Linked DNA regions of Homo sapiens: region 2 is linked to region 1. The links are chromatin contacts, found by Hi-C or POLR2A ChIA-PET in ENCODE. All regions are on one chromosome and are shown on one strand. The core of a region is the stretch at or near the end of the contact, and the rest is flanking DNA. Distances in the headings are between cores, read along the strand shown. Region 1 has its middle 44 kb from the start of LINC00856. Region 2 has its middle 320 kb from the start of LINC00595.

What was found. Hi-C counts contacts between places; a loop is a spot of excess contacts on that map. ChIA-PET counts read pairs that join two places held with the same protein, here RNA polymerase II (POLR2A). Pooled maps may share reads with other maps.
Region 2: a loop to region 1 is called in a pooled map, with 2.7 times the contacts of the local background. The contact joins two enhancer-like sites. A Hi-C loop is called at or near these places in 2 of 168 maps with a recorded cell type or tissue (Right ventricle myocardium inferior and cardiac septum) and 2 of 50 pooled maps. POLR2A ChIA-PET finds 5 or more read pairs at or near these places in 1 of 52 experiments (OCI-LY7).

Annotation. Positions count from the first base shown.
Region 1 is chr10:78,202,580-78,206,459 of GRCh38, reverse strand. No RefSeq gene overlaps it. Among named protein-coding and RNA genes, the nearest start is that of LINC00856, 44 kb to the left of the region's middle. RefSeq lists an enhancer at 2,699-3,198. Within about 2 kb of position 2,104, at least 3 of the 41 ENCODE cell types and tissues checked have a DNase peak (open chromatin) inside an H3K27ac peak, as active enhancers do.
Region 2 is chr10:78,586,451-78,590,330 of GRCh38, reverse strand. No RefSeq gene overlaps it. Among named protein-coding and RNA genes, the nearest start is that of LINC00595, 320 kb to the right of the region's middle. Within about 2 kb of position 2,037, at least 5 of the 41 ENCODE cell types and tissues checked have a DNase peak (open chromatin) inside an H3K27ac peak, as active enhancers do.

The DNA.
Region 1 (3,880 bases), core at 855-3,354:
CTCCATTTCTATTATGACCAGTCTGCGGATGGCACCAGTCCTGGGCCCCACTTGGAACAGAACTGTTCTCAGGCTGGCTGCTAGGCACATCACACACATTCATTCACCGTCTTGCAGTCACTCTCTCAGATGGGTGCTTTTATACCCACTTTCTGGATGGGAAACCTGAGGCTCAGGGAGAGTTTGTGAGTTGCCCAAATTCCAAAGCTGATGGCTATAGAGCTAAACTTTAAATTCAGATCTCTTGGGCTCCAAACCTGTATAGTTTCCTGATGCTGGGCTCTAGAACCAGTCTCAAAGGACATGTAGTGGAGGGATGCCCTCCCAGTTGGAACCTAGGGAGGGTTCCTCCAAGGCCTCGGGTCAGGAGCTAGGAGGGGAAGGAGATGCTTGGTGGAGGTCAGGCACCCAAAAAAACAGAAGCAGGAGTGCAGTGGGAGGTTCAGAGAGCCATGGGCCAAGCTAGAGCTGGGCAGGGAGAGGAGATGGAGGGAGCCTGGCCCTGTGGCTACTCTCTGGGGAAGCAGGGTGAGAAGCAGCCCTTGGCCCAGAGCAGAATGATGAGAAAAGTCGGCCACCCAGCTCTCTGCACCTTGATCTTCACTCTAGAGCCTGGGCTTCCCATTTTGTAGAGCAGTGACTGGCATTTTTTAAAAAATGTAAATCTGCCAGAAGACACTCCCATCAGGGTATTTCTTCCTTTAAAAGAGTTTAAGGGACTAGAGGGGTCAGAGCACTCTCATTTCCTGCTGAGCTGCTTCTGTGAAGCTTTGAACACCAAGGATGGAGGGCACAGGGCCGGATGTTCAGAGAGGCCCAGAATGAAAGGGAGGATCAGACAGGGCCATGCCAGCTGCCGTAGCTGGGCCTGGCCGTGCTCTCTGGGGCCGTGCTCTCTGGGGCAAGGCTCACTTGGAGGTACAGAGGCCTCAAACTAGGCCCACATACAGAATCAGGCCTGGGAAATGAGAGTTAACATCTCACTGTGTGTCCTAGGGACCACCTGCCCAGCTCTGTCGTTCAAGATTCTATAGGGAGAGGCTCCACAGATCCTGAGAGCAGGGCCTTCCACTCCCACTCCCACGCCCACCCACATCCTGACACCCAGGAAATTGCCCTGGTCTGAAAGTCCAGAAATCACTCCCATTGTCTCATCTTAGAGTAGTTCCATAGGCAGTGAGGCTGCTCTGCCAGGCTCTATGCTGTGGTTGGGGTGAGGCCCCTCAGACCAGGCCTGGTACTAGAGTAGGTGAGACACAGGTGCCTTAAGAGAGGAAAGCCAGTGTTACGGGTGCCCAGAGGACTCTAACCCAGCTGGAGAGAGGGATGGTCAGGGACGGCTTCCTGGAGGAAGGTGGAGTGGGGGAAGCAGGCCTACCTGAAGCTAGCCTTTCCTAGGGGAAGGAGGAAGGGTTGCATTTTAGGTACACACACACACACACACACACACACACACACACACACTACCACCACCACCACAACCACCACAACTTTGAATGAAAGTCTCCTTTTTCTTCTCCTGGTGAAGAGAAAAAGAATAATTTTCATAACTTTTTGGAGCTGTAGACTAAGCCCTTTACTTCCCAAGTAGGGAAACTGAGGCTCAGAGAGATGAGGTGCTGCACCCACGGTCACACAGCAAGCAGGGCGTGGGGCCAGAAGTCTCCCCGCCACTGTGATTCAAGTTGTGCCTCCCCAGCCAGGCATTACCACGCAGAAGGGAGAGAAAGGCCTCTGGAGGAAGTGGAGGCACGGCTCCCCCTCCCCTGGCTGTTCCCAGGAGAGAAGGAGCTGGGGGAGCAGCCAGTCCTGCGTGGTCCCCAGGGAGCATATTTGCCAAGTGAGACAGCAGGGAGGCAGAGCAGAAGCAGCAGTCACAATATTAAGGTCCCTCACGGTAAACAGGAGCTCTGTTGTTCCAACATCCCCTGCCACTCACCTGCCCCTCCCAGAACCACCCCTGGTGGGGAGAAGGGCTCTACCTCCTCCCACTGGGCTCTCCTTCCCCCTCCAGAAATCCCAGCACATACATAGCTCCCTCCTCAAGAGCTGGCAGCTCTGAGGCCTCAGAGGTGGGAGGGAGATGGGTGGGCAGACTGGCTGGACTTTGGCATTGGGCCCAGCCGCTCTACCCAGGATACCCCACTTCCTTATCTGCTCTGTAGCCTTGGGAGAGTTGGTGACCACAGCAACAATAATAACAATAATGACAGCAAACACTCACACAGGCCTTAGGGGAAGCTGGGCACCCATCCTAAGCAATCTCAGATGTGGATTCACATGATCTCCACTACAACCCGGCCAAGCAAAGGCTGACAACATCCCCACTGCACAGAGGAGGACACTGAGGCTCAGAGAGGGGAAGATACTTGCCCCAGGTCACAGAGCTGGGGAGTGGCAGAGCTGGGAATTGAACCCAGGCATTTCTCCTCTCTTAGCCTTGGCTGTGAGGCTGGGGAGGTAAAGAGCCTGATCCAGACACTCTACACCCTCCGGGGTACTGAGGCAGGGAGAGACAGTCACAGCTGTGCCAGGAACAGAGAGAAGTGGAGGGCCCGGATGGTGGGGCAGCCTGCAGATGGGACCCTGCAGAGGAAGGGCCTGGGCTGTAGGGCACCCAGAGGAAAGAGCGTGAATCCAGAGGGATTCTGAGACACAGGCCAGGTCAGGGGGCAAACAGGGGGTCTCCGATTCAGAGCGACAGCGAGAGGGCATTTCAGGCACAAGTGACAGCAAAGGCTTGGAGATGGAATGTTCCATCGCACAGAATGCTTTATCTTTGGATAAAGCATTATCCAAATGAGGGCCAGGTGCTAGGATGCCAGGATGGGGGCAATGACGCTGAAGAGGTAATGAAAGTACTGGCCATACTTCCAGAACATGCACAGGGCAGGTGCTGGACAGGTACTGGGTAACCGGCACAGCGTTACCCAGCCCTCATCACAGACTAGGGTGGAGAATGGATTCTCACCCATCTTTCAGGGAGAAGCTCCAAGCTCAGAGAGGTGAGTGCCTCGCCCCAGGCCAGCTGCAGAGCTGGTCAGGGTAGAGCAGGGTTTGGGTCCAGGCGATCAAGCCCCAGTCCTGCTCTCTCTTCCGCACTATCCCATCCCCACACCAAGGGCAGCACCGAAGAACATAGGTTGGAGAAGCAGAAACCGAGGTGCAGAGGAAAGGAAGGGGCGAGGACAAGGGCACAGCAACATGAGGCCACACCAGGACTCAGTCCCTGCTCCGGCCTCCCATCTTGGGAAAAGGGGTAGGGCTCCCTAGAGGCCCACTGTGGTCCATGTGCCAGTGTGAGGTGATGGGGAGGGTGCGGGGAGCAGGCCAGTCACAAGCAGCTGGGCCCACTGTTAATGTCATTCCTGGGGTGATGATGAGTGATGCAAAGACCCAGGCAGTGGCTTGAAAAGATGATCCCATCCCTGCAGAACTGCCCCTGTAGGGAGAGAAAGGGTCCCTGTCCCATGTCAAGCAGGGAAGCTGTATCATTCATTCAGCTGACATTGTCTGAGGCCCTGCTCTGAGCTGGCCCTGGGCCCACCAGCTATGCAGCCTTATCCAAGCTCTTCCCCTCTCTGGGCTTCATGAAAGGGCTGGACCAGATCCTCTCATTGATGCATACATATGTGCATTCTCTCCTTCCTTCATTCATTCACCAAGGGCAATATGGACCACAAAACCCAGGCCCTACTCTCAAGATACCCAAGGCTCCCTTTCAGCACCAAGAGTTCAGGTTTCCCAGTGCACTGAATACAGCCCAGCCTGCAGGTCCAGAGACAGAGACCTGGGTTTCTGTTCTGCCTGCCCTTGACTTCCCACATGACCTTGTTTTATTCTCACATTCCACAGACATTTACTGCACGCCTATTACGTG
Region 2 (3,880 bases), core at 788-3,287, 380 kb before region 1:
ATTAAGCCAACATTGACAGAGAACAAAGTTGGGAGCTTGCCCTATCAGACGATAAGACTTACTACAAAGTAATGGTAATTAAAATAGTTGATACTGGGGTAAAAAAAGAAAGAGAGAGAGAAATATACTAATAAAAAAGTATACAGTCTCAATTATATGAGAACTTGGTATGGTCATGAGCTGTTAAGAGTCTGAACTTGCCACAATTTCATCGTTGTTAGCAGAAGACACAAGACCCTAGGTTCAGAGACAACGGGCAGCTAATTACTCATAGCAATGGCAATAGTCAGAACATCAGCATTTGTGTTGGTTCCTCGCATCCCAGTTCCCACAGGATGACATGAAGAGGTCTGGGTGATGCCTCCACACATAGTGGGTTAATTGTCAGGAGAGAAACACTAAGCTTAAACCCAAACCTTTTGTAATGGGCGGTAAGCTTGCCTGAACTTTGCCCCAGAGGGAGAAGTTATTTTATTATACTTGGTAGTAAACAAACCTGCCCTTTGTTCTGCATGGAGACAGTATCTCTATTTCCAAGGGTGTTTGCTATACAAACATCCTTGAAAAGATAGTTGCAAACAGTCTGTCACAGTCTCTGCTTATAAGGTATGCAGAAATGCAAGATACACATGAAGAATTGGCTCCCAACAGGTATATGGTAGAGCTAGCATCACAAATCATTGGAGAAAGAATAAATTAGCTAGTAAAGTATGTTAGGAATAGTAGCTTAGTAACTTCCTATGCAGAGAAAAATAAAGTTGAGTCCTTATCTCATTCCTTCTATAAAAATAAATGCCAAGTGGTTTAAAGATCTAGTTGTCAAAATTAAGACTAAAACTAATAGAAAAAATATGTAGGGTTTTTTTTAACTTTGGAGTCCTGAATTTTTTTAAAATAAGACTCCAAAAACACAAGCCATAGGGGAAAAACAAGTGGATTTACATCAGAATTTAAAGGCAGAATTATGTTCATCAAAGTGCACCATTCAAAACCTTAACAGGTGCATGACAATTTGGAGAAGACTTTGACAAGGCCTAAAACCAGCAAATGATTAATAAGTAGGTTGCTCAAGTAATTCCTGAAAATCAACAAGAAGAAAAAGAAATAGAGAAACATGCAAAGAATATAAATAAGCAATTCATAGGAGAAATCCAAGTGGCTAAGGCAAACTATCAAGAAAGCACAGACATGCAAATTGGGATGTGGAACCACTTTATACCCCATCTGATTGGCAAACATTAGAAAACTGGAAAACATTAACTCTGGGTGAGAATATGAAGAAAATAGGTACCCTTGCACACAGCTGTAGGAATTTTGTTGCAGTTGTTCATGAGAATCATACAGAAATAGTTAGTGAAATAAAGGACCCTGTGGTCCTACAATTCTGGTCCACAATATATCTCTCAGAGAAGATCCAAAGCATCTCTCAGAGAAGGTCCAAAAAGAACTATGCTCTGTGACATCGTGTGACTATCTTTCTTTGTCTGGCCTCTCCTCCCTCTCCTGAGAGACGCAGCTCAAGCGTGATCCTTCAAAAGTCGTCTCCACCCCATGAATTGACTCTGTGCCTGTCCTCCATGCCTCCGTCCCACTCCTGGCTTCAATCTATCTATGCACTCATCACACTGCATGTTTGTGGTTGGTTTAGATGTCATTTGCATTTCCCATTGGTCCAGGAGTACCCTTACAGCACGGACTATATTTTATCATCCTGTGTCTACAACTCCAAGCAGTATACTTGGCACAGAACAGGCCTTCAGCTATGTGGAATCAATAAATTCATCAAACACGGGGCCTGGATCTGGGGCCTGGTATTTGTAAGGTGGAATTTCTTTCTTGTGTGCAGATTCCACCCTTGCTCCAGTTATCTTGGCTGGTCTGATAAGGGCAGGGAAGCCTGCTTTAGTCTTGGGATTCCAGTATATCAGCAGGAATTCCATGCATCCACTCCTGGCATATCCTTTTGCGGTGAGTCTGCTAATAGCCTGTGTCATTTTGAAGGAGAAGACGTCTGCCAGGCCATGATGTGATATGTACTCAGTGCAGCTGGTGTTTGTCAGCCACAGGCCCCGCCGCTCCACTAAGCTTCCATTCCTCCTGTTCCTCCTGTGTTCAAGAATGTGGAGCCTGGCTCCCTCTGGGCTCCAAAAATGCTTCAGGCTGGGTCCTGTAAAATCTTAACATTTCCTCCCACCCCTATTCCCTTAGCATTGCCACCTTTTTCATAAAATAATTTATACAACTGGAAAGGAAGAAAAAAATCCAGTGCAAAAATACCATACGTAGAACAACATTATGAAATCTCCTTAATGTCCTGAAAGCTGCACCAGGCCATTTGGAAGATGCATTAGCTAGATAAGTATTAACAGAAGGGCCTATCACAGAAACGTTACCCAAACTACCACCTTTTATTAAGCCCCCAGGAGAACTTAAAACCAGCCCATTACTCTGATGTCTGAGACGGGCCTGGGTTTTTTTTTCCCCCTGTGAAACCAAGCTTAAGTATTTCAGAAAAATGACATGGATTAATCATAGGTACCACTGAGGGCCATCATCTTCATGTCAGAACTTGGGGTGGAGGGAAGCTTGACTTTCAGATAACACTCAGAGTTGGGCCAAGTGTCAGTCTCCTGTACACTTCTAGAGAGCTGAAAGGCCAAGGAGAGAGAAAGTTTAATACTACTTTCTGGATTTATTGCCTACTTCTTTAGCCTTTCTTCAAAAACCAAGGCACTCAGGAGACATTAAGATCTGAGTTCTGCCTCTGCTCGTAGCTTGCTGTGTGACCTAAGACAGTTACTTAAGCTTTCTGGCTCTGACTTGTAATGTGCAAAAAGGGAAGAATACCAAAGTCACTAAGTGACCTCTCAGAAGAGGTAGCCCAGGTCATGAGAGTGTGGGCTCCAGAGGAGGCCAGCTGCCAGCCTCACAGCTCTCTCAAGTTCCTAGATGAATAGTTTGCAGGTAGTTACACAAACTGTCAAAGTCTCAGTTTTCTTCACTGTAAAATGGGGTTTACAGAACCAATCTCCTGAATTGTAATAATGAAATAAGACTTCATACGGAAAGCAGTTACAACAGTTTCTGGAGCATAATAAGTGCTCAGTAAGTATTTGTAGTTATTATTGTTGTCACTTAGGTTCTATTTTAGGTAGCTTTAAAAATAGTTCCCAATGATCCTGGCCTCCTACCATTTGTACCCTTGTATACTGCTTCTTCTTGAGGGTGGGCTGAACCTAGTGGCTTACTTCAGATGAATGGAATACAGTAGATGTAAAGAGATGTCACATCCAAAACTAGGCTATAAAAATTCTCTGCATTTTATCTTGTGTATATTCTCTTGCTCTATCATTTGTTTGCTCTGAAGGAAGCCAGCTTCCATGTTGTAGGCCTTCCTGTGGAGAGATCCATGCAGTGAGAAACTAAGAAAAACCTCCAGGCAACAGCCAGTTAGAGACTGAGCCCTTCAGTCCAATAGCCCACGTGGAAATGGCCCCTCCAACAAACACTTGAGTGCACTAAGGAGACGATCCTCTTTGGTTGAGTCTTCAGATGAGACTACAGCCCCAGGCTCCACATCAAGTGCAGGCTGTGGGAGACCCTGAGCCAGAGGACCCCACTAAGCCAGGCCTGGATTCCTGAGTCACAGAAACTGTGAGATAATACATATTTGAAGAAATTTGTCACACAGCATTAAGTAAATATTGTAGGCTTCTTCCAGGTCCAATATACTGTTTTCCCAAGGTGATTCCAAACTCATACTATTTCTAAGACACATAGTGATGCCCAGTGAGAACTGTGGTCTGTGAAAAGAATTTATTGCAATCCCATCACACATAAAGTACTGCAGGTTCTCTAGATGAGACACAAAGACATCAAC